Linked DNA regions of Homo sapiens: region 2 is linked to region 1. A link is a loop called in an ENCODE intact Hi-C map of the cell type or tissue named here. Cell type or tissue: OCI-LY7. All regions are shown on one strand. Links, peaks and the distances in the headings refer to the core of each region. The heading gives the core; the rest is flanking DNA. Region 1 has its middle 120 kb from the start of NDUFV2. Region 2 has its middle 170 kb from the start of GACAT2.

Evidence for each region. Hi-C counts contacts between places; a loop is a spot of excess contacts. Peaks named below come from ENCODE experiments on the same cell type or tissue, not always from the same donor. Only the 100,000 strongest peaks of a DNase experiment are listed, where the experiment ranks them.
Region 2: it touches region 1 in a loop (7-fold over the local background); 11 of 110 quality-filtered maps call a loop at or near these places.

Annotation. Positions count from the first base shown.
Region 1 is chr18:8,975,510-8,987,859 of GRCh38, reverse strand. No RefSeq gene overlaps it. Among named protein-coding and RNA genes, the nearest start is that of NDUFV2, 120 kb to the left of the region's middle. RefSeq lists an enhancer at 10,221-10,752. In OCI-LY7, for the core only: CTCF peaks have their summits at 4,993, 5,198 and 8,589; DNase peaks (open chromatin) are centred at 5,209, 5,798, 8,376 and 9,259; H3K4me3 peaks cover 591 bases; H3K27ac peaks cover 1,748 bases.
Region 2 is chr18:8,876,046-8,888,395 of GRCh38, reverse strand. No RefSeq gene overlaps it. Among named protein-coding and RNA genes, the nearest start is that of GACAT2, 170 kb to the right of the region's middle. In OCI-LY7, for the core only: a CTCF peak has its summit at 5,681 (motif pointing left); a DNase peak (open chromatin) is centred at 5,635.

The sequences.
Region 1 (12,350 bases), core at 1,386-9,385:
CCTGACAGACTGGAGTTTCTTGCACTGTGCTCTCTAGAGTAGGAAAAGCTCAGCATGTTGCTACCTGGGTAGAGAAAAGAGGGAAGTGTCTGAGCCAATGAGTAGAGACACTCTCTCTGCAGGCTCACCTGGGGAGAAACTGAGGGACTAAATGCACACAGCTCTGCACACATCAAACATCAGTTAAGCACCCCGAGCACTTGAAACTTTGGGGGAAAAGATAAAGGTAGTCTAAAATGTGCTTATTACCAAGCAAGAAGAGTTCAATCCAAGATTTTTCTTGAGTGCTTAATCTGGGTGAGGCCCAGGCCAGGCAAGAGAAGGATTATCACAAGCTGAGTGGGAAACTGTCCAGGTGGCGAAGCTTTGTGAGCAATGGTGTGATGCCTGGGCAAAGACAGAGTGGGGGCAGAGAGAGAGGAAATAGAATCGAGTCAGGAGAACTGTTCCCTTGTGTGCATGCCGTTATTAGTCATTTTTGTCAGCTGGTTTCTGGGTAATTGATGGCACAGGCTCAGAGTTGGTTGACGTGCACCGAGGGGGCACTCCTAGGGGAATCTGGGTCTGGATTGAGCCGCAGTGAATTTGACATGTAGTAAAGTACTCAGGAAATGCAGGTGCTCCAGAAGACCTCAGAAAGGGTTCATTTTAAGATTGTGAAGTTTGCTGTTAGAACAGAGCTGTGATGTGTAAGAATAAACTTGGACTTGTCCAGAGAGGGTTATTTCTCCCCAAGGTGGGCTCAGGACGCTTTGCTTGAGGGAAGGTCCAGTGTCACTATCTGTCACCCATGGGACTTTAGACAGGTAACTCATGACTTATAAAGCAGGGCTTGTGGTGGACAGAGTCCTAGGCCTTTCACCTGGTATACACGCCCTGGATAACCGCCTGCCGTGAGGGTGATGGGACCTGTGAATATGGTGGGACATCACAGCCATGATTATCTTTCATTGTATGGCCAAGGTGAAGGGATTCTGCCATTAGAGTATCCAATGAGTTGGTTCTGAGTTAATGAAGGGGAGGTTATCCTGGGTGGACCTGGCCTAGTCAGGTGAGTCTTTGAAAGAGGGTCCAGAAGTCACAGACAAATGGGAGTCAGGAATATTCTCCTGATGGCACTTATTTATTTATTTATTTAGAGATGGGGTCTCACTATGTTGCCCAGGCTGCTCTCAAACTCCTGATCTCAAACGACCCTTCTCCCTCAGCCTCCCAAAGTACTAGGACTGAAGAAGCAAACTGCCTTGCTGTGGAGAAAACCACACAGCAGAGAATGATAGGCAGCCTCTAGGAGCTTAGAGCAGCCCCAGCTGACAACCAGCAAGAAAGCAGGAACCTCAGTCCTATACCCGTCGGGAACGTTGGCTGCCATTGTAGCGGGGGCAAGCCATCTCTGGAGCCAGCCACTAGTGGGCTTGGACGAAGACTTCAGTGACATGAGATGAGATGAGATTACAGCCCAGCTGACACCTTGCTGGTGTCTCAGCCTTAAGAGACACTGAGCAAGGGACCCAGCTGAGCCATGCTGGACTCCTTGACCCATGGAAACCGTGAGATAATAAACGGGTCCTGTTTTAAGCCACCAGGTTTGTGATGATTTGTTACATAGCAATAGAAGGCTAAGACAGGACCTGTACTGCCTACTTTGCAGAGTTGTTTGAAGATTAGGAAAAAAGTATGTAAAGTACCTGGCACGTAGAAGACTACTAATAAATGGTAGCTTTAAGTCACGCAGTCCATAATGATCCAATTCCTTTTTTAGAGGGAATGTAAATTTCTTCCTTTTTTTTCTTTCTCGAGACAGAGTCTTGCACTGTCGCCCAGGCTGGAGTGCAGTGGCGTGATCATGGCTCACTGCAGCCTTTACCTCCCTGGCTCAAGTGATCCTCCCATCTCAGCTTCCCGAGTAGCTGGGACCACAGCATGCACTGCCATGCCTGGCTAATTTATGTATTTTCAGTAGAGACGAGGTTTCTCCATGTTGCTCAGGCTGGTCTTGAACTCCTGGGCTCAAGCAATCCTCCCATTTTGGTCTCCCAAAGTGCTGGGATTACAGGTGTGAGCTACCGCACATGGCCAAATCTTTTCTTTTCAGAATGAATCTTGTGAAATGCTGAGAATTGTTGAGAGGACTGAATGAGATCATATGTCTAACATGCTCTAGTGTGGAGTCTAGCACACAGTCAACAGTAGGTAAATAGTAATGATGAGGATGATGTTTGTAGTGGTTTTTATCCTGGTAAAAATGAGGCATGTATTGTAATAGACGTAGATCTTTTTTTTCCCCCTTAAAACCACTTTTGCCTTGCTTTACAAGTAGCATCTCTTGCAGAAGTTCCAGAGACTGTTACAGAATTATCCACTGTCTGAATAGAAATGAACCTTGGATATAATCTGGCCTAACTTCGCTTTTCAAATGAAAAAACAGTGAGTCTGAAGTCAGCTTGTTTGATGCCACAAAACAAATTAATAGCAGAATCAGGATTAGAATTTAGGTATCTTGATGTCAAGGCCACTTCTGCAGAACCATATACAGTTGTCCCCTGGTATCTGTGGGGGATTGGTTCCAGGGTGCCTGAGGATAACAAAATCCCTATGTAAAATAGCACAGTATTTGCCTGTAACCTATACAATTCTTTAGTGTACTTAAATCAAAATCATCTCTAGATTACTTACAATACCAAATACAATGTAAATGCTATGTAAATAGTTGTAGGCCGGGCACGGTGGCTCATGCCTGTAATCCCACCACTTTGGGAGGCTGAGGCGGGTGGATCACGAGGTCAGGAGATCGAGACCATCCTGGCTAACACGGTGAAACCCCGTCTCTACTAAAAAAAAAATACAAAAAATTAGCCGGGCATGGTGGCGGGCGCCTGTAGTCCCAGCTACTCAGGTGGCTGAGGCAGGAGAATGGCGTGTACCCGGGAGGTGGAGCTTGCAGTGAGCCGAGATCATGCTACTGCACTCCAGCCTGGGTGACAGAGCGAGACTCCGTCTCAAAAAAAAAAAAAAAAAAAAAAAAAAGTTGTTGTATTGTTTAGGGGAAAACGATAAGGAAAAAAGTCTATATATCACAACCATCTATTTTTTTAGAATATTTTTGATGCACCGTTGGTTGAATCTACAGATGTGGAATGCAGTTCTGGAAAGCCAATTGTATTTATTTCTCTTCCGAAATGTTTTCTCTATTTAAGACTCAGTGCCATCTCAACTCATAAAGTATCAGCATTCCCTTGTAAAACTCACCCTGCACACAATTTATCAGTCATGAACATTTTTTTCCAGCTACCTCTCTTGAAGTATTTATTATTGAGAGTAATTCATTCCATTAATGTTGATTGAGAGCCGACTTTGTGCTACATTTGGAATCAATCTTGTTAAACTGCAGCCCCAAATCACTCCAAAATTAGATACCAAATTTATTGCAAGCCCTTGGGCCACAACGACCCTATAAAGGAGGTCTGCTGTGACTAGTATTTTTACAGATGAGGAAATTGAGACATAAGGAGATTCAGGGGCTTGCCTGGGCTGGTCCAACAACTAAGAAGACATGGAGTTGGGATTTGTACACGGAGCTGACTAGCTGCCACTTTCAGCTTCTTTCCACTTTTAATTAGACTGCTTCCCAGAAGCTGATTAGGCTAAAATTTTATAATAATAAGGAGGACAGGTCTAGACTCCCCTCCCTTCAGGCCCATCACTAGTAGCTCTACTGGATCTGGACTCATGTTGCCTCCTTGGTCCTAAGGGCCAACAGCACAAAAGCTCACAGCACTAAAGATGCGTGATGAAGGAGCTGAACTTTGCCTTCAAGAAAATGTCTTTCTTTGGGGCTTATCCTCTTGTTGGGAGAAGTCTCAGTATCTGCTTCTTCCCCTTCCCCTTGCAGCTTTGTTTTTATTTTTTATTTTATTTTTTAGAGAGAAGATCTTGCTCTGTCACCCCGGCTGAAGTGCAGTGGTGTGAACATAGCTCACTGCAGCCTAGAACTCTTGGGCTCAAGTGATCCTCCTGCCTCAGCCTCCCAAATAGCTGGGACTACAGGTGTTTGCCACCACGCTGGCTAAATTTTTTTTTTTTGTAGAGACAGGGACTTGCTACATTGCCCAGGCTGGTCTTAAACTCCTGGCCTCAAGTGATCCTCCTGCCTTGGCCTCTCAAAGTGTTGGGATTACAGGTGTGAGACACCACACTGGCCTCCCTTGCAGAATTTAAGAGAGAAATCTGAACTCCCCCTGTCATTGGTTGCTTTGGTTGAAGCTCCTTGAGATTGTCTGAGATTGTCTCCACAGTGGTCCTAGCTGCCATCTCAGCCTCTCTCTCAATTAGATATTGAAATACTTCCCCAGAGTTTTTAGCTCCCTTCTAACCAGAATTCTCCTTTTTCCTTGGCAGGCATCTCAGAAACTGTCAGGCAGCAGCTGGAGTCTCTGCAATGGTCTCCCCACCCCTCAGGAATAACCCTGCCTCTCTGCAGATGGCCTCTCAGACCTGCCTTCACAGGAGGGAGGCCTACGTTAGGTAACCATGCCCTAGCTTCAAGGTGGGGTTAAGCTTCAGGGTTCAGGTGTCTGTAGTGAGAGCAGGAAACAAGTGCCAAGGGAAATGCCACTGAAGAATGGAGGGGAATCTTCCAGCCCCAGGGGCTCATAGACCACTCCCTCCTGCCATAGGCACTGTCCTCTGAACGCGGCTCCCAGGGGAAGGGCCCTTCCTGTGAGTCCTGGGTTTATGGACCTGGACAAGTAGGAACAGGAGCAGAGCAAGCCTGAGAATGATTGAAATGCTGCCGTTCTGTCCAGCAGAGCAGAAAACTTGCGCTTGGGGAACTGAACTTTGAGAAATGCAAAGTGCCTGGGTGTTCCAGGATGAGCACATTGGAGCTTAGGTCCCTTCGTTCCTGGTAGTGGGAGAAAGCAGCAGATGGTTCAGCCTGGAGGCAAAGAAAGAGCCCAACAATTACGGGGAAGCTCAAGGTCAGCACAGGGTTAAGGCCAGAATCTAACCACAGATGCATATGATTTCAGCTTTCCACATGCATTTGTGTTGAAAGTAACTGTTGGAAAATTGTAGTCTGCTCATTCCAATAGTTCTTTTAAAACCATCCACATGTTGTTCTTAGTAAAGTCTGTGTCTGAAAACCCCTGTAAGGCTCATCACGCTGAAATGCCACCAAGTACGTCCGTAGGCTGAATTGTACATAGCATGTGAGGGCGCTGTTGCCATCTGTAAAACACAACATTCATTTTAAAATGTCACTTGTCGATCACATCAGTACACTCCGGCCTGGGCAACAGAGTGAGACTCTGACTCAAAAGAAAAAAAAATGTCACTTGACAATAAGGATTTTTAAAATGAATGATACAGGCACTGTTAATGAGACCTATGAAGTTTTCTAATGTTACAATGGCATCTCATACTTGAAAAGGTGGGGAACCGTTGCCTTAAAGATCTAGCTGAGGCCGGGCGCAGTGGCTCATGCCTGTAATCCAGCACTTTGGGAAGTCAAGGTAAGTGGATTACTTGAGATCAGGAGTTCGAGACCAGCCTGACCAACATGGCGAAACCCCGTCTCTACTAAAAATACAAAAATTAGCCAGGTTTGCTGGTGGGCACCTGTAATCCCAGCTACTCAGGAGGCTGAGGCAGGAGAATCGTTTGAACCCAGGAGATGGTAGTTGCAGTGGGCTGAGATCACACCACTGCACTACAGTCTGGACGACAGAATGAGACTCTGTCTCAAAACAGAAACAAAAACAAGTCTAGCTGAGGAGGTTCCTGGAACCAGGTAGAACTGCCACTCAGCCACCTTCATCATTAAGCTACTGTACAGACAAGGGAAGCTACCCTTTGAGTCTGCATCTGTTTATCATGTTCCCTAGTACCTGGTACTGCCCCAGGAGAGGTTTCTCATGGGGCACCTGATATATCTGGTCCCCCTCCCAGGCCTAGGAATTACCAAGGCAAACTATAAAAAACATAATTTTTTTAGACTGGATTTATAAGATTTATTATACAAGCACATAGAAAGTCCTCTATGGTACTTATGAGAAGCAAACAGCCAGTAAAAAGCAACAAAAGCCACATTAACAGTGAGCCTAAGTAGCTATTGGAACAAAAATCAATGCTAGCCTGCCTGGGTGCGGTGGCTCACGCCTGTAATCCCAGCACTTTTGGAGGCTGAGGCAGGCGGATCACTTGAGGCCAGGGGTTCGAGACCACCCTGGCTAACATGGTGAAACCCCGTCTCTACTACAAATACAAAAATTAACCAGGTGTGGCGGTGCATGCCTGTAATCCCAGCTACTCGAGAGGCTGAGGCACAAGAATCGCTTGAACCCGGGTGGCAGAGGTTACAGTGAGCCGAATCGCACCAACTGCACTCCAGTCTGGGTGACAGAGTGAGACTCTGTCTCAAAAAACAAAAACAAAGTAATGCTAGCCTGAATTGATGGGGGTATGAGGGGGTTCTGTAAGGCATAAACTGGTCTGGGCAAGAGATAGTTGGGGCCACTGATGAATTGTTTGCTTTCTACTACTGCCGACGAAGCATGGATGATTAGTTCCTTATTATTTCTGCTCCTAGGCTGTCTCCAAGGCAAGCTGTTTCTCCTACTCTCTGTACAGTCCATGAGACTAAGCAGGCACTTGACCTTAACTGAGGTTCCCTCAGTTCTGTCCTGTTCCTTTTAGTCTGGGTCCATTGGGTAGACGTGGCCTGTTCAAACAAACCATTAATGAGCACATCTCCGGCAGGGCATTTGGAAATAAAGTCAGAAAGCCAGCGAATGGTTTGGCCTTTTCTTCCCATCTTTCCATCCCCTGCTGGGATTCACCTCCTCCTCTTGCCCTGGGGCCTCCTGTGCTCTTTCTTCTTCTCAGCCTGGTTTTACCCTCCTCCAACCGCTGTTGTTGCAAGTAAATGAACTGGAGTGGAATCTTTGTTTTCTATCTCAAGGGTATTTGCTTTGAAAACCTTTTCTCTTGCTGTGGATCAAAATATCCTTTGCTCCTTGTTAAAGTAGATTTAGGCTCAGTGGCTCTGGTGGAAGAGGTTGTTTAAACTCCGTAAACCACACAATTACCAACTTTCTTTTTCTCTGTGTACAGTGGTCCAATGGACAAAACTCGGGTGAGTAACAGTGACGGTGGTGACTCTGTGGGTGTTCATCTGAATCAGGTGCTGTACTGAGCACTTTGTCCCATTATGGCTGTGGCCCTGAGGCGGGTATTCATTTCCTATTATGGAAAAGGAAAGGAGGCCTAGTGAGGTTAAGTATCGTGCTCGAGATGACTCCAGAATTGAAAATTCCAACTGTCCCACCCTGAACTTCTAATTCCCTTCAGGTGATCCTCTTCTTTTCTGAGTAGCATTGATCACGTCTCCTTTCTTCTTTAACTTCCTTGTTGATTAGTTTATTGCATGCAGTCAGTCTCTCTGCCTCTTCCATGTTCCCCAGCGAGAATCCACCTGCTCTACAGGGGCAGGGATTTTTGTCGGCTCACTGGGGTATCTCAAAGGCATAGATTACACACACAGTAGGCACTGAACAAACATTTGTTAAATGAATAAACAAAAGTAGCCAAGGTAAGATTTTGCACTTTAGCACCAACTTAGATAAAATAAGTAAAAATAACCTAAAATAATCAAAAGGGTCAGAATCTAGTTTTGAGCACAGAGTTTGAGGACAGCCACTCATGAAGCACAGATTCCAAAGAATGGGAGTGAGTGTTCCAAAGTATAGAAGTTTGGGATCATTTATATGGTCAAAGTTTAGGGAAGCTTAATAGAATTTCACTATCTTTCTATGTAAGGCTTATTGCATAGTTACAATAATCCGATTTGGCAAGGTAATTTTTTTTTCTTTTTGGGAAAGGTATATTTAACATTCCACAGTGCAGATGTAATAGTCAGGGGTCTTTTGCACCACTTGGTCTGAGTTGGGTACAAGATAATAAAGGTGGCAGTTAATCTATAATGAAGAACAGTGATTAGAAGCAGGGGAGGTCTGGTCTCTGTTCTCTCTTAGTCATTTACAGAACAAGAACAATGAAGAAGAGAGTTCCTCTATAATCTAAGAAACAGAAATTGCAAGCACATACTATGTGACTCAGGTCACAGTCGTATCTCTCTCAAAGCTTAAAGTTTTTTAAAAGCTTTTACATTTTATTTATTTTCAAAGCTGTCACCAAAAGCCCTCAAAGCCCTCAATTTTTCTTTTCTTTCTCTCTCTCTCTTTCTTTCTTTTTTTAAAGAAAGAAAGATATTCAATTTACTTCTTCTGTATCCTGTCAGAAAATAGTGTTTGGAGATTCTATGCAGTTGAAGCAACCCATGTGGCCTTCCTCTGAATGAAGTCACCAAGCAGCTTTGGATTTCCTTCCACCCACCTTACATGGAGGTGTTTTCCATTGCTTATGGCCACAGATAACCATACTCATTACAAGAGTTAAGCTTGGCCAGCAAGGTGGCTCATACCTGTAATCCCAGTGCTTTGGGAGTCCCAGGCAGGGTGATCGCTTGAGCCCAGGAGTTCAAGATCATCCTGGGCAACGTGGCAAAACCCATAGACAAGAAGAGTTGAGCTTCTTGAGTGTCACTGTGGAATGCGTTGGTGCCACCTAGGGAATCACATTGTAATTTTCAAGACCCACTTATGGGCATTTCTCCTTTTTAGCACTGGATTTTTCCACACTGCCACTGGCTTTATGTATGCTTCTGCTCCCAGTCCCAGTCACGTTTGTAAACAATCTCTCACCTCTTCTCCAGACCTCCCTGCCAACTGCCTTCCAAAATGAACCTGACTCTGTGGTTTGAACACATTTATCTGCCTGCACGTCCTGTGCTATTTTTCTGTCTGCGCCTTCTATAGGGTTGTTCTAGAATTATTTTTCTCTGTATGTGGGAGTCTATGTCTGCTTCAATGCTGTCTTACATAATTATTCCCTCTAGTCATAGAGTTCTCTACTCATATAGTTAGCTTCAAAAAAATTCCACATATAGTCTCCCATACAACTCTCCCACCGCCCATGGGGTTGGGCAGGTCAGGTACAATTATTGAGCTATTTTACAAATGATAGCCTGAGATGCAGGAGAGTTAAGTGTATTTCCTAAGGTAACAATGCGAGGAAGAGGCAGAACGGGGGCCAGAACTCAGTTCTGCAGAGGCCAGGCTCCAGGCCCTTCCCACTACACTGCTGCAGCTCCTCATGGCCCCTCGGCCATGCTCCTTGTGCAGTGGCATGCACCGTCAGGTGCTTAGTAAATGCTTTGCAAAGCAGGTGTTTCCTGAAGCTGAAGTAATGGTCCATGTGAACGGTATAAAAACAATCAAGCTAAGGAACAAAAATATGATCCAAGGCAATCAGAGAGGCTTAAGGGCATCATGTGAGATGTAAGGAATAAATAGATAGTAGATCAGGTGGAGAGCAGATCATTCTGATGGTGAAAGGACAGGGACGGGTTGAGTGAGGCAAAAAAGCCTTACACGGGAAGAGTGATTTTCACTTTCAAATAAATTATCTCCTTTATTCCTCAGACCAAACTTGTGAGTAGATGTTAGCAGAGTCTCTGTTTAATTTATAAAGATTTTGCATATCTTTATACATTTTTATAAAGAGTTTAGTACTTTTTTCTCCCTCCAACACCACTCAACTAATTAGAAAGGCCCGTATTCAAAGCAGCCCCTCTGACTCTAAAGGCTGAATACTTTCACTCTAGGGCAGGACATAGATTGTTTTGTCCCCCAAGAATGCTAAGTAAGCCTGGGTCCTCATGTTAGATCTGTGTTGTTCTTCTATAGCAAAAATGGCTATCTTCTTGGTTTCTCCTTTTTTACAGTAGGTTCTAGAGGGGCTGGAGGGACTTGGTAGTACACATTACAGATATGAGTTCAAATCTCTGCTCTGCCACTAACCAGCTGTGGCAGCCGTGAGAATTCAAGGAAGTTATTTCCTTTCTCTGTGCCTCAGTTTTGTCACCTGTAAAATGGGGATAATCATGTGTCCAACACACAGTATTATTTGCAAGCCAAAAGTAAAATTCTAAGTGCCCCCCAACCAAATGAATGGACCCCTCCTCTTGGCCAAAGGCTTTCTAAAGTAAACCTGAAACAGGCCATGATGAGAAGGGGGGTCAGACACTCCTCATTACACCTTCTTCCCTTTGGAATTCAGGCATAGCTGACCAACAGCATTAACATTAACAGAGACATTGAGACTGCCAAAACAGACTCTTTGTAGCAATAAGATACCAACATGACAGATAGTAGGCCCTGATAGAAATCAAAGTATTTTACCCCAAAATACATTTCTTTGACATATTTTGAAATGGCCTTGCAAAGCTGTCTCTGGGGAAAATCTACATTCAGTAGAGGATCTCTTTCCCTTTCTAAGTCTTTTTCCTGACCCAGGAGAGAATTCACTAAGAGTCCAGCACCTTTTTAAGGCTGACAATAAACATTTACAACCTACTCCCTCTGAAGCCTGCTACCTGGAGGCTTCATCTACATAACAAGAACCTTGGTTTCCACAACACTTCTCTTAACCCAGACCCTCCCTTCTGTTGATTACAGGTCTTTAGATAAACTCAACCAATTGCCAATAAGAAAATAAGGAATCTACCTAAGACCTGGATGCCCCCACCTTTGAGTTGTCCCACCTTTTTGGGTTGAACCAATGTACATCTTACATATATTGATTGATATCTTATACCTCCCTAAAATGTGTAAAACCAAGCAGTTGGCCACACCCGGCCACCTTGGGCACATGTTCTCAGGATCTCCTGAGGATCAAATGAGATGTATATAAAGTGCTCAGCACAGAGTTTAACATCTAGAAAACCAACAATGAATATCCACTGTTGTCATTGTGTTGTATAATAAAGAATGTGTCTAGTTTTTGTTTTAGGTTCCGGGAACATGGCGTCTGAATCCGAGTGATAAGAGTATCTGTTATTCATGGTGGGCCCTTGGACCACAGCAGAGTTTATGCTAACAAGGTGACTCAGGATGGGGCCAGTCTTGTGGAAAAGCCAGTCCTGTGATTAGAGAGTTGGGGCTTTGAGTCACTTAATACAGGCCCAACCTCCTGACCCCTGGAGAGGGATGCTAGAGATGGAGTTCTATAACATGGTCAATGATTCAGTCAGTCACACCTACCAAATGAAACCCATTCAAAGCTCCAGACACCTGATGATCCCCCTGGGTGTTGGTAAACACATCAGTGTGCCAGGAGGGTAATGTGCTCTGATGCTGTGGGAAGAGGGCATGGCAGCTGTGCATTCAGGACCCTCCAGACCTCATCCTGGGCATCTATTTATATGCTGGTCCTGACTCGTATCCTTTATAATAAAACTGTAATCCTAAGTACAGCACTTTGAGTCATTCTAGTGAATTATTGAAACTGAAGGAGTCATGCAAACCCCGAATTTGTGGCCAGTTGGTCAGAAGTGCAGGTAGCTTTGGGACCCCCAAACTTGAGACTGATTCTGCAGTAAGGGGTGACTTTTTTTTTTTTTTTTTTGACAGGATCTCTGCTCTGTTGCCCAGGCTGGAGTGCAGTGACAAGATCATAGTCACTGCAGCTTCCAACTCCTAGGCTCAGGCAATCCCCCTGCTGCAGCCTCCTGGGCTGCTGAGACTACAGGTGTGAGCCACCAAACCCAGCTAATTTTTTAATTTTTATTTTTGTAGAGATAGGGTCTCGCTATGTTGCGCAGGCTGGTCTTGAACACCTATGCTCAAGTGATCCTCTTACCTCAGCCTCCTGAGTAGCTGGGACCACAGATATGTGCCACCATGCTTGGGTAATTAAAACAATTTTTTTTTCAGAGATGGGGTCTCACTATGTTGCCGAGGCTGGTCTCAGACGCCTGGGCTCAAGCAATCCTCCTGCTCCAGCCTTCCAAAGTGCTGGGATTGCAGGCATGAGCCACTGCACCCGGCCAGTGAGGGCTGTCTTGACGGGGACTGTGCCCTCGGTCTGTGGCATCTGTGCTAACGCCAGGTGATTAGTGTGAGACTTGAACGGCAGTAGTACAGGTTTCTATCACTGGATGAGACAATGTCTGACTGGCAAGAGAAACTAGATGGTTACAGAAAAAGAAACACCCCCCAGAGGGCCAGGTCCTAGATTGTAGGGGGAGGAAAAACAGGCCATGTTTTAGTCAGAAACTCAAATTCCACAGAATCTAGTCCTCAGTCTTCTTTGGATGAAGAAAGAGGGTCTCTTCTTGGATGTTTCTAGGTGTGGAGATGGGAGAGTGGGACAGAGCAGGGATAAGGAACAATATTAGAACTGTATCCCAATTTAATTTCCCATTTTTATTTGAAAGTAATGTAATATTC
Region 2 (12,350 bases), core at 1,631-9,630, 100 kb after region 1:
CCAATATTCAACATTCTTAAAGAAAAGAATTTTCAACCCAGAATTTCATATCCAGCCAAACTAAGCTTCATAAGTGAAGGAGAAATAAAATGCTTTACAGACAAACAAATGCTGAGAGATTTTGTCACCACTAGGCCTGCCTTACAAGAGCTCCTGAAGGAATCACTAAACATGGAAAGGAACAACTGGTACCAGCCACTGCAAAAACATGCCAAATTGTAAAGACCATCAATGCTAGGAAGAAACTGCAGCAACTAACAAGCAAAATAACCAGCTAACATCATAATGACAGGATCAAATTCACACATAACAATATTAACCTTAAATGTAAATGGGCTAAATTCTCCAATTAAAAGACACAGACTGGCAAATTGGATAACGAGTCAAGACCCATCAGTGTGCTGTATTCAGGAGACCCATCTCACATGCAGAGACACGTATAGGCTCAAAATAAAGGGATGGAGGAAGATCTACCAACCAAATGGAAAACAAAGGCAGGGGTTGCAATTCTAGTCTCTGATAAAACAGACTTTAAACCAACAAAAATCAAAAGAGACAAAGAAGGCCATTACATAATGATAAAGGGATCAATTCAACAAGAAGAGCTAACTATCCTAAATATATATGCACCCAATACAGGAGCACCCAGATTCATAAAGCAAGTCCTTAGAGACTGACAAAGTGACTTAGACTCTCACACAATAATAATGGGAGACTTTAACACCCCACTGTCAACATTACACAGATCAACGAGACAGAAAGTTAACAAGGATATCCAGGAATTGAACTCAGCTCTGCACCAAGTGGACCTAATAGACATCTACAGAACTCTCCACCCCAAATCAACAGAATATACATTCTTCTCAACACCACATCACACTTATTCTAAAATTGACCACATAGTTGGAAGTAAAGCACTCCTCAGCAAATGTAAAAGAACGGAAGTTATAACAAACTGCCTCTCAGACCACAGTGCAATCAAACTAGAACTCAGGATTAAGAAACTCAATCAAAACCACTCAACTACATGGAAACTGAACAACCTGCTCCTGAATGACTACTGGGTACATAACGAAATGAAGGCAGGAAAAAAGATGTTCTTTGAAACCAATGAGAACAAAGACACAACATACCAGAATCTCTGGGGCACATTTAAAGCAGTGTGTAGATGGAAATTTATAGTACTGAATGCCCACAAGAGAAAGTATGAAAGATCTAAAATTGACACCCTAACATCACAATTAAAAGAACTAGAGAAGCAAGAGCAAACACATTCAAAAGCTAGCAGAAGGCAAGAAATAACTAAGATCAGAGCAGAACTGAAGGAAATAGAGACACAAAAAACCTTCAAAAAATCAATGAATCCAGGAGCTGGTTTTTTGAAAAGATCAACAAAATTGATAGGCCTCTAGCTTGCTAATGGCCTAATAAAGAAGAAAAGAGAGAAGAATCAAATAGATGCAATAAAAAATGATAAAGGGGATATCACCACCGATCTCACAGAAATACTAACTACCATCAGAGAATGCTATAAACACCTATACGCAAATAAACTAGAAAATCTAGAAGAAATGGATAAATTCCTTGACACATACACCCTCCCAAGACTAAACCAGGAAGAAGTTGAATCCCTGAATAGACCAATAAAAGGTTCTAAAATTGAGGCAATAATTAATAGCCTATCAACCAAAAAAAGTCCAAGACCAGGCGGATTCAAAGCTGAATTCTACCAGAGATACAAGGAGGAGCTGGTACCATTCCTTCTGAAACTATTTCAATCAACAGGAAAAGAGGGAATCCTCCCTAATTCTTTTTATGAGGTCAACGTCATCCTGATACCAAAGCCTGGCAGAGACACAACAAAAAAAGAGAATTTTAGACCAATATCCCTGACGAACATCGATACAAAAATCCTCAATAAAATACTGGCAAACTGAATCCAGCAGCACATCATAAAGCTTATCCACCATGATCAAGTTGGCTTCATCCCTGGGATGCAAGGCTGGTTCAACATACACAAATCAATAAACGTAATCCATCATATAAACAGAACCAAAGACAAAAACCACATGATTATCTCAATAGATGCAGAAAAGGCTTTTGACAAATTTCAACAGCTCTTCAGGCTAAAAACTCTCAATAAACTAGGTATTCATGGGACTTATCTCAAAATAATGAGAGCTATTTATGACAAACCCACAGCCAATATCATACTGAATGGGCAAAAACTGGAAGTGCTCCCTTTGAAAACTGGCACAAGACAGGGATGCCCTCTCTCACCACTCCTATTCGACATAGTGTTGGAAGTTCTGGCCAGGGCAATCAGGCAAGAGAAAGAAAGAAAGGGTATTCAATTAGGAAAAGAGAAAGTCAAATTGTCCCTGTTTGCAGATGACATGATTGTATATTTAGAAAACCCCATCATCTCAGTCCAAGATCTCCTTAAGCTGATAAGCAACTTCAGCAAAGTCTCAGGATACAAAATCAATGTGCAAAAATCACAAGCATTCCTGTACACCAATAACAGACAAACAGAGAGTCAAATCATGAGTGAAGTCCCATTCACAATTGCTTCAAAGAGAATAAAATACCTAGGAATCCAACTTACAAGGGATGTGAAGGACCTCTTCAAGGAGAACAACAAACTACTGCTCAACAAAATAAAAGAGGGCACAAACAAATGGAAGAACATTCCATGCTCACAGATAGGAAGAATCAATATTGTGAAAATGGCCATACTGCCCAAGGTGATTTATAGATTCAATGACATCCCCATCAAGCTACCAATGACTTTCTTCACAGAATTGGAAAAAACTACTTTAAAGTTCATATGGAACCAAAAAAGAGCTCACATTACCAAGTCAGTCCTAAGCCAAAAGAACAAAGCTGGAGGCATCATGCTACCTGATTTCAAACTATACTACAAGGCTACAGTAACCAAAACAGCATGGTACTGGTACCAAAACAGCATGGTACTGGTACCAAAATAGAGATATTGACAAATGGAACAGAATAGAGCCCTTGAAAATAATACCACACATCTACAACCATCTGGACTTTGACATACGTGACAAAAACAAGAAATGGGGAAAGGATTCCCTATTTAATACATGGTGCTGGGAAAGCTGGCTAGCCATATGTAGAAAGCTGAAACTGGATCCCTTCCTTACACCTTATACAAAAATTAATTCAAGATGGATTAAAGACTTAAATGTTAGACCTAAAACCATAAAAACCCTAGAAGAAAACCTAGGCAATACCATTCAGGACATAGGCATGGATAAGGACTTCATGACTAAAACACCAAAAGCAATGGCAACAAAAGCCAAAATTGACAAATGGGATCTAATTAAACTAAAGAGCTTCTGCACAGCAAAAGAAACTACCTTCAGAGTGAACAGGCAACCTACAGAATGGGAGAAAATTTTTACAATCTACCCATCTGACAAAGGGCGAATATCCAGAATCTACAAAGAATTTAAACAAATTTACAAGAAAAAAACAAACAACCCCATCAACAAGTGGGTGAAGGATATGAACAGACACTTCTCAAAAGAAGACATTTATGCAGCCAAGAGACACATGAAAAAATGTTCCTCATCACTGGCCATCAGAGAAATGCAAATCAAAACCACTGTGAGATACCATCACATACCAGTTCAAATGGCGATCATTAAAAAGTCCAGAAACAACAGGTGCTGGAGAGGATGTGGAGAAATAGGAACACTTTTACACTGTTGGTGGGACTGTAAACTAGTTCAACCATTGTGGAAGACAGTGTGGCAATTCCTCAAGGATCTAGAATTAGAAATACCATTTGACCCAGCCATCCCATTACTGGATATATACCCAAAGGATTATAAATCATGCTGCTATAAAGACACATGCACACGTATGTTTATTGCGGCACTATTCACAGTAGCAAAGACTTGAACCAACCCAAATGTCCAACAACGATAGACTGGATTAAGAAAATGTGGCACATATACACCATGGAATACTATGCAGCCATAAAAAAGGATGAGTTCATGTCCTTTGTAGGGACATGGATGAAGCTGGAAACCATCATTCTGAGCAAACTATTGCAAGGACAGAAAACCAAACACCGCATGTTCTCACTCATAGGTGGGATTTGAACAATGAGAACACTTGGACGCAGGGTGGGGAATGTCATACACCAGGGCCTATCGTGGAGTGGGGGGAGGGGGGAGGGATAGCATTAAGAGATATACCTAATGTAAATGACGAGTTAACAGGTAAAGCACACAAACATGGCACATGTATACATATGTAACAAACCTGCACGTTGTGCACACATGCCCTAGAACTTAAAGTATAATGATGATGATAATAATAATAATAAAGAAGATATGCATCAGGCTTCATGTGTCAAAATGCCTGCCTTATCCTATCTTTCCATCTTATTTATTTATTTTTTGAGATGAAGTTTCACTCTTATCGCCCAGGCTGGAGTGCAAAGGCACGATCTCGGCTCACTGCAACCTCTGCCTTCCAGGTTCAAGCAATTCCCTGCCTCAGTCTCCTGAGTAGCTGGGATTACAGGCATGCACCACCATGCCTGGCTAATTTTGTATTTTTAGTAGAGATGGGGTTTTGCCATGTTGGTCAGGCTGGTCTCAAACTCCTGACCTCAAGTGATCTGCCTGCCTTGGCCTCCCAAGGTGCTGGGATTACAGGTGTGAGCCACTGTGTCCAGCCCATCTTATTTAATTTTTATACCTCCTTTGGGAAGCCAAGGTGAAAGAATCACTTGAGGCCAGGAGTTTGAGACCAGCCTGGGTGAAATAGTAAGACCCTGTCTCTACAAAAAAAAAAAAATGAGAAAATTAGCCGGGTGTGTAGCCTGTAGTCCCAGCTACTCAAGAGGCTGAAGCACAAGGATCACTTGAGCCCAGGAGTTCAAGGCTGTGGTAAGCTATGATCAAGCAACTGAACTCCAGCCTGGATGACACAGCAAGCCTTTGTCTCTAAAAAAATAAAAAATAAATAAAAAATTTTATATACATTAAGATTTAAAGGCCATGAAAGTTGTTCTTCAATAGAAAACTACGTTAGTGTTAGATATAAGTTCTAATTTTCTCTTCAAAGAATCAGCATGTCAGTATGTTTAATTCTTTGCCTTCTACTTTTAAACTTAACTTCCTCGTAAAGCAACTTTTTTCGATTACTTACTCCACCCTGACTCATTCTGATTATCTACTCCACTCTGACTCATTCCAATCACCTGCTCCACTCTAACTTATTCAGATTACCTGCTACCTGCTCCGCCCTGACTCGTTCTTCACCCTGCTTAACCATTTTTTCCTGCCAAAACACCCACCCCCTCACCCTCTTTAAATTAGCCAATCGGAATTATTTTAGCCTGTGCAGTCTAACCCTAGCCAATAGGGGAACGACACAGCAGCAGGTGCCACGTGCGTCAGGGATAAGAACCTCTTCCCCTCCCTTGTCCAAGTGTGTGCTCACCATTGCTCCATCTATAAGGGTGCACCCTTCTATAGAAGTAACTTGCCTCGCTGAGAATTAAAATTTTATATTTGAGTGCTATTTCTTTTGTGGCATTGAAACTTTATATATAACAATTTGGGGGCTCGCCCATGATTGCATTCCCCTCTTGGGATGGTCTCTGGTTCTGTCTCGTGAGGAGGCGCGCCCCGCCCCCTTGTGGCAGCCTCAGGGGTGAGAAATGATTCCTCAGTATGGGAATAACCCAAGCTCTCAGCAACATGGAAAAAAAAATAAAGGCAAGAACTTTCCAGTGGGGAAATTGAGCCTTATCCCAAAAGGCAAGAAATTTCCAGTGAGGAAATTGAGCCTCACCCCAAAACACAAGAAATTTCCAGTGGGGAAATTGAGCCTCACCCCAAAACACAAGAAATTTCCAGTGGGGAAACTGAGCCTCACCCCAAAAGGTGAGAAATTTCCAGTAGGGGAAATTGAACCTTGAACCTTACCCCAAAACCATCAAGATGGGAAATACACCAAGCAAGAGAGGGAGCAAGGAGGATAAAGATGGTAACAAAGATATCACTCTGGATAGCCCCCTAGGTCTCATGCTAAAACACTGGAAGGCTAATGAAAGGACTAAACATAGGAAAAAGCAACAAATGATAAAATATTGCTGTTTTCTTTGGACTCAGGGACCCATCCTCAAACCCTCAATCTTCTGGCCGAAGTTTAGGTCGAATGAGGATGCAATGTGTCAGTTTCTAATCTGATATGTTAATGATAGAAGTCCAGTGTCTCAAGAAGAACTAGGCTATGGAGGCAAGGACCTGCCCTCCTTTTTCCCTTAAAAACAAATAGGGAAGAACCCAATCTGGCACCTCAAAATGAAAAGTCAGAGGAGCCAGCTCTCATGCCTAAAAATTCCAGCACATGGGATCCCCTAGACTATCTTCCCCCATTCAGTGTCCCCAATTTTTCCCCTCAGACAGCCACTGCTGCCTCAGATCCCATTCCAAATTCCTCCTCTACTCACATTATCCCTCCTCCTTATAACCCTGACTCTTGGGAATTACCATCCCATCAGCCTGTTCTCTCCCAACCTAAATACCCCTCTCTAAAAGGACTCCAGCATGAGGTAGAACAATGTAAAAAAGATATTCAGGATTTCCCATTTCCCTTGGTACCTAAGAGGTCAGCCCCAGTGCTCTTCGCTTTGAAAGAGGTACCACAAGGAGGGGGTGGCCATTGGCTTTGTAAATACTCCCCTAACCAGTTCAGAAGTCCAGAATTTTTTTTAAAAAGGAGCTTAAACTGCTACTAGGTGACCCTTACGGTGTGGCAGACCAAATTGAGCAATTCTTAGGACCTCAGTTGTAAACTTGGGTTGAGTTAATGTCCATCTTGGGTGTCCTCTTTTTAGGGGAAGAAAGAGTAGCTCCACTACTGCAGGTCCTTCCCCTAGGGGAAAGGGAAGGAGAGAGGAGAACAGCAGCATAAGCAGCTGGCAGAGGCAGGGAAAGAACAGTAGAGAGGAAAGAGAGAAAGAGAGGGGAAAGAGAAAGAGAGAGCAGAAAGAAAGAGAGAGACAGAAAGAGAGGCGGAGAGAGAGGAAGAGACAGAAAGACAAAGAGGGAGTCAAAGAGAGAGATAGGCAGAGAGAGAGAGGAAGAGACAGAGAGACAAAGAGGGGGTCAAAGAAAGAGAAAGAGACAGAAAGTCAAAGAGAGAAAGAGAGAAGTAGTAAAGAGAAAACAGTGTAACCTATTCCTTTAAAAGCCAGGGTAAATTTAAAACCTGTAATTGATAATTGAAGGTCTTCTCCATGAGCTTATAACACCCCAATACTACCTTGTTGTCAGTATAAACAAGGGCATAGCCGGAAAGCACTGAGGCCTTCCTATCAAAAATCATTAACCCAGTAACTTGTGGATGGCCCAAATGCATTTAATCTGTAGCTGCAACTGCTTTGCTAGCAGAAGAAAGTAGAAAAATAGCTTTTAGAGGAAACCTCATTGTGAGCACAACTCCCCAGTTCAGAACCATCCTAAGTCAAAAAAAAAAAAAAAAAAAAAGCAAAAATGTAGCTTACTAACTCAAAAATCTTGAAGTATGGGACTATTCTGTTAGAAAAAGATGATTTAACATTAGCCACTGATAATTCCCTTAACCCAGCAGGTTTCCTAACAGGGGATCTAAATCTTAATTAATTACCATACAAAGGTCTGACCAGACCTAGGAGGAACTCCCTTTAGGACAGTTCCCGGGAGGACAGATGGTTCCTCCCGGGTGGGTGACTGAGGGAAAAAGACACAATAGGTATTCAGTAATTGATAGGGAAACTCTTGTAAAAGCAGAGTTAGGAAAATTGCCTGATAATTGGTCTACTCCAAGGTTTGAGCTGTTTCCACTCAGCCAAGCCTTAAAGTACTTACAGAACCAGGAAAGAACCATCTATACCAATTCTAAATTTGGACTAAACAAAGTCTTATTAACAGCAAAGGATAATTGAAATCCAAAACTTACAAGGTTTTCAACAAAAGTAAAGTTTGCTCAAAGTTAACAGTGTAACATGTATTATCCTAACTTCAAATCTTATGGCCTTAGGCAGTCTAGTCCACAGACAGGAAGGAAGTTCGCTTTGGAAAAGAATGGTTATCATCTTTAGGGGGAAAAAAGTGGGGGTGTGGGGTGGGGGGGAGAATTTATGTAAAAATAATGTTATATGGTAAATTCTTATCCTAAAATAAATTAACTGGTTGTTTAAAGAAAAGGATGTTTGCAACAAGTCACAAAGTTGAGGCGTGTCAAAGAATTGTCTGTGAAAATCATGAAAAAAAAAGTTATAAAGGGAATTTATGCAAGAAATGTTGTAGAATTTAAAAGTAATTAGGCCTCCTCAATGTAAAAATATTGAAGAAGTAGTTTATGTGCAAGGTGAATAAGGTAAGTAAAATATACCTTTGGTAAAAGGATTATAAGGAGGCATAAGAATGTGGATTTTTACCTACATTAAAAACTTTAAAAAAATATTTTGTTTTAAAGGTTTTAGCAAGTTTTGAAACATTAATTGTAAAGGAAATTCTGTGTGTAAACATATTGGTTAAAGTTAAAGAGGTATCATCCAGTTTTTCTGTGAACTGGACATTAAAATAAAAGCTCAACAGGTTTTTCTTAAAGCACTAACCCGCTCTTTAACAGAAATTATAAAAGGTTAAAGAGTCTATAAAAATCTTACCTTATGGTCAGACATTAAAAAGTGAATAAATATGTCTACAAAGTTTTATTAAAACTAAGTTTAACATTAATAACACACTAATATAAAGGTGAAATATAGCTTATCTGGTATGAAAACCATACAGGAAGCATTGTCAAATATAAAATATAAAATTGTCAAATATAAAAATGTTTGGCTTTCTTTGGTCTAAAAACCAATAAAAAGAGGTGCTAACGGAAATTTCTCAGTAAGAAGGCACCAAGGACTATAAAGTCCACTGCTGATGTCCCTACAATTAAAACAAAAGGTCAATTTCTTAGAAATTATATACTTGGTGTATCTTCCACTTTCCTTTCCTTCAAAACTAAAAGTCTTTTAGCACAGGTACCACCCCTAGAATTTCCGGTAAACCAGCACCAGCCTGAAGAACATGTTTTCATCAAAGAGTGGAAAGAAGAAAAACTCGAGCCAGCCTGAGAAGGACCATATCTTGTGCTGCTAACCACTGACACTGCTGTTCATACAGCAAAAAAGGGATGGACTCATAACACCTGAGTCAAGAAAGCGCCACCGCCTCCAGAGTTGTGGGCCATAGCCCCAGGGGAAAACCCTACCAAATTAAAGCTAAGAACAATTTAATTCTCTTTCATTTATTCTGTTACTCTTTCTTCTTTCCTCACTCTATTGTTGACCACCTAGTTATTAACATAACCAAGTCAATTTCACCTCAAACTATTGCATTTAATACTTGCCTTGTTATACCCTGTGGGGACTTGTCAAGTCAAAGACAGCTCTCTCCTTCAGAAAAGTACCTCTGTCCCTCCTGACTCTCTTCAGACTGGGCATTAGTAAACTAGGACCATTTAATCTGGGGAGATATCGATAAAGACCCCAGTGTCAACCAGGAGTCTTGCCCCCGGATGTAGTGCTTTTATGCCATAGTTGGTCCAACATTCTGTGGGCCACTAAAGAGCAAGGATGGACTGCCCCAACTGGTTTTTGTAATTTCCTAAAACCATACCTTCATTTTACTGGAAGATCATAGAAGTTAAAGACTTAAAACAAACTTTGGCAATTAAGGCAGATACCAAGATGCAAACGCCTGGTTGGAATGGATTAAATATTCCATCCACACGTTAAACAAAAGCAATTGTTATTATGCTTGTGCACACGGCAGGCCAGAGGAACAGACTGTCCCCTTTCCTCTAAGGTGGTCCTTAGAGGCATGGGCTGCATGGTGGCTCTTTTCCAGGATTCTACAGCCTGGAGTAATAAGTCATGCCAAGCTCTCTCTCTGCTATATCCCGGAGTCCGGCACCCTGCGGGTCAGCCCCTGAGGGCCATCCAGCTTCCATCTCCCAACACTAAGTTCACTTTGTGTCTCTCATGACAGGGGGAAAACTTAGCATTCCTTGGAGACCTGAAGGGATGCAGTGAGCGTAAGGATTTTCAAGAGCTTATCAATCAGTCAGCCCTTGTTCATCCCCGAGCAGATGTGTGGTGGTATTGTGGTGGACTTTTAGTGGACACTCTGCCAAATAACTGGGGTGACACTTGTGCTTTAGTCCAATTGGCTGTCCCTTTCACCCTGGCATTTCATCAACCAGAGGAAGGAAAAATGAAGCATCGTAAAGCTAGAGAAGCCCCTTATGGGTCTTTCCACTCTCACGTCTATTTAGACACAATTAGAGTCCCATGGGGAATACCAGATCAATTTAAAGCCCAAAATCAAATAGCTGCAGGATTTGAGTCAATATTTCAGTGGGTGACAATTAATAAAAATGTAGATTGAATAAACCAAATCTACTACAACCAACAGCGATTTATTAACTACACTAGAGATGCTGTTAAAGAAATAGCTGTAAAATTAGGTGCTACTAGCCAGAGGGCGTGCGAAAATAGGATAGCCTTAGACATGATATCAGCAGAAAGAGGAGGAGTTTGCATCACGGTTAAAACTCAATGTTGCACCTTCATCCCAAACAACACCGCCCCTAATGGAAGTATAACAAAAGCATTGCAAGGTCTGACTGCTCTATCCAATGAGTTAGCCAGCAACTCAGGGGTAAATGACCCCTTTACAGGATGGCTAGAAAAGTAGTTTGGTAAATGGAAAGGAATAATAGCCTCAATTCTTATTTCTCTCGCAGCTGTAATAGGTGTACTTATTCTTGTCGGGTGCTGTGTCATGCTGTGCATCCGTAAGTTGGCACAGAGGCTCATAGAAATGGCACTTACTAAAACCTCCCTTAACTATCCTTCACCTTATCCAAAGAAGCTTCTTCTTTTGGAAAATCAAGCAGAACAAATAAGCCAAGACATGTTAAAAAAAAGTCTGATGACAAAAATCTGTAAGGAAATGCAAGAGGAAGGATTGTTAGATATAAGTTCTAAATTTCTCTTCAAAGAACCAATATGTCAGTATGTTCAATTATTTGCCTTCTACTTTTAAACTTAACTTCCTCATAAAGCAACCTTTTTCGATTACCTACTCCACCCTGACTCATTCTGATTACCTACTCCATCCTGACTTATTCTGATTACCTGCTACCTGCTCTGCTCTGACTCATTCTTCACCCTGCATAACCATTTTTTTCCCGCCAAAGCAGTCACCATCACTCTCTTTAAATTAGCCAATCAGAACTAGGTTAGCCTGTGCGGTCTATCCCTAGCCAATAGGGGAACAATACAGCAGCAGGGGCCACGTGCATCAGGGATGAGAACCCCTTCCCCTCCCTAGTCCAAGTGTGCATTCACCATTGCTCCATCTGTAAGGGCGCACCCTTCCACAGAAGTAACTTGCCTTGCTGAGAACTAAAAGAAAATTTTATATTTGAGTGCTATTTCTTTTGTGGCACTGAAACTTTATATATAACGTTAGTCTTATTTACGTATGCATATATTTATTTTTAGCAGACATTCATTCACTGCCAAACACCTACTATAAGTCAGGCAGCATGTGTTGGAGACAAAGAGGTAGTAAGACAGATGGGACTTCAGGCTTCCCAAAGCTTGGATCAATTTGGGTAAATTAATGGGGACTAGGCATTTAGGAAACAACCCCTATTGTATTTTATGGGAAGAACTGAGTTGGTAGTGTTATAAATAAAATTTCGGTGCCACAAAAGAAATTGCACTCGAATATAACATCTTCTTTTTAATTCTCAGCAAGGCAAGTTACTTCTGTAGATGGGTGCACGCTTACAGACGGAGCAATGGTGAGTGCACACTTGGACAAAGGAGGGAAAGGGGTTCTTATCCCTGATGTACATGGCCCCTGCTGCTGTGTCATTCCCCTATTGGCTAGGGTTAGACTGCACAGGCTAAACTAATTCCAAGTGGCTAATTTAAAGACAGTGATGGGGTGAGTGCTTTGGTGGGAAAAATGGTTATGACAGAGCAGGTAATCGGAATGAGTCAGGGTGGAGCAGGTAATGGAAAAAGGTTGCTTTACGAGGAAGTTAAGTTTAAAAGTAGAAGGCAAAGAATTAAACATACTGACATACTGATTCTTTGAAAAGAAATGTAGAACTCATATCTAATGGTAGGACTCCAGGTGTAAAAGAATCCATGAGAATCCATGAATATTTGATGTTTTTATTTCTCACTGTGTTCCAGAAAGGATTTGTGGGGGCTTAAATTTTTTATTGACATAAAAACACCCAGT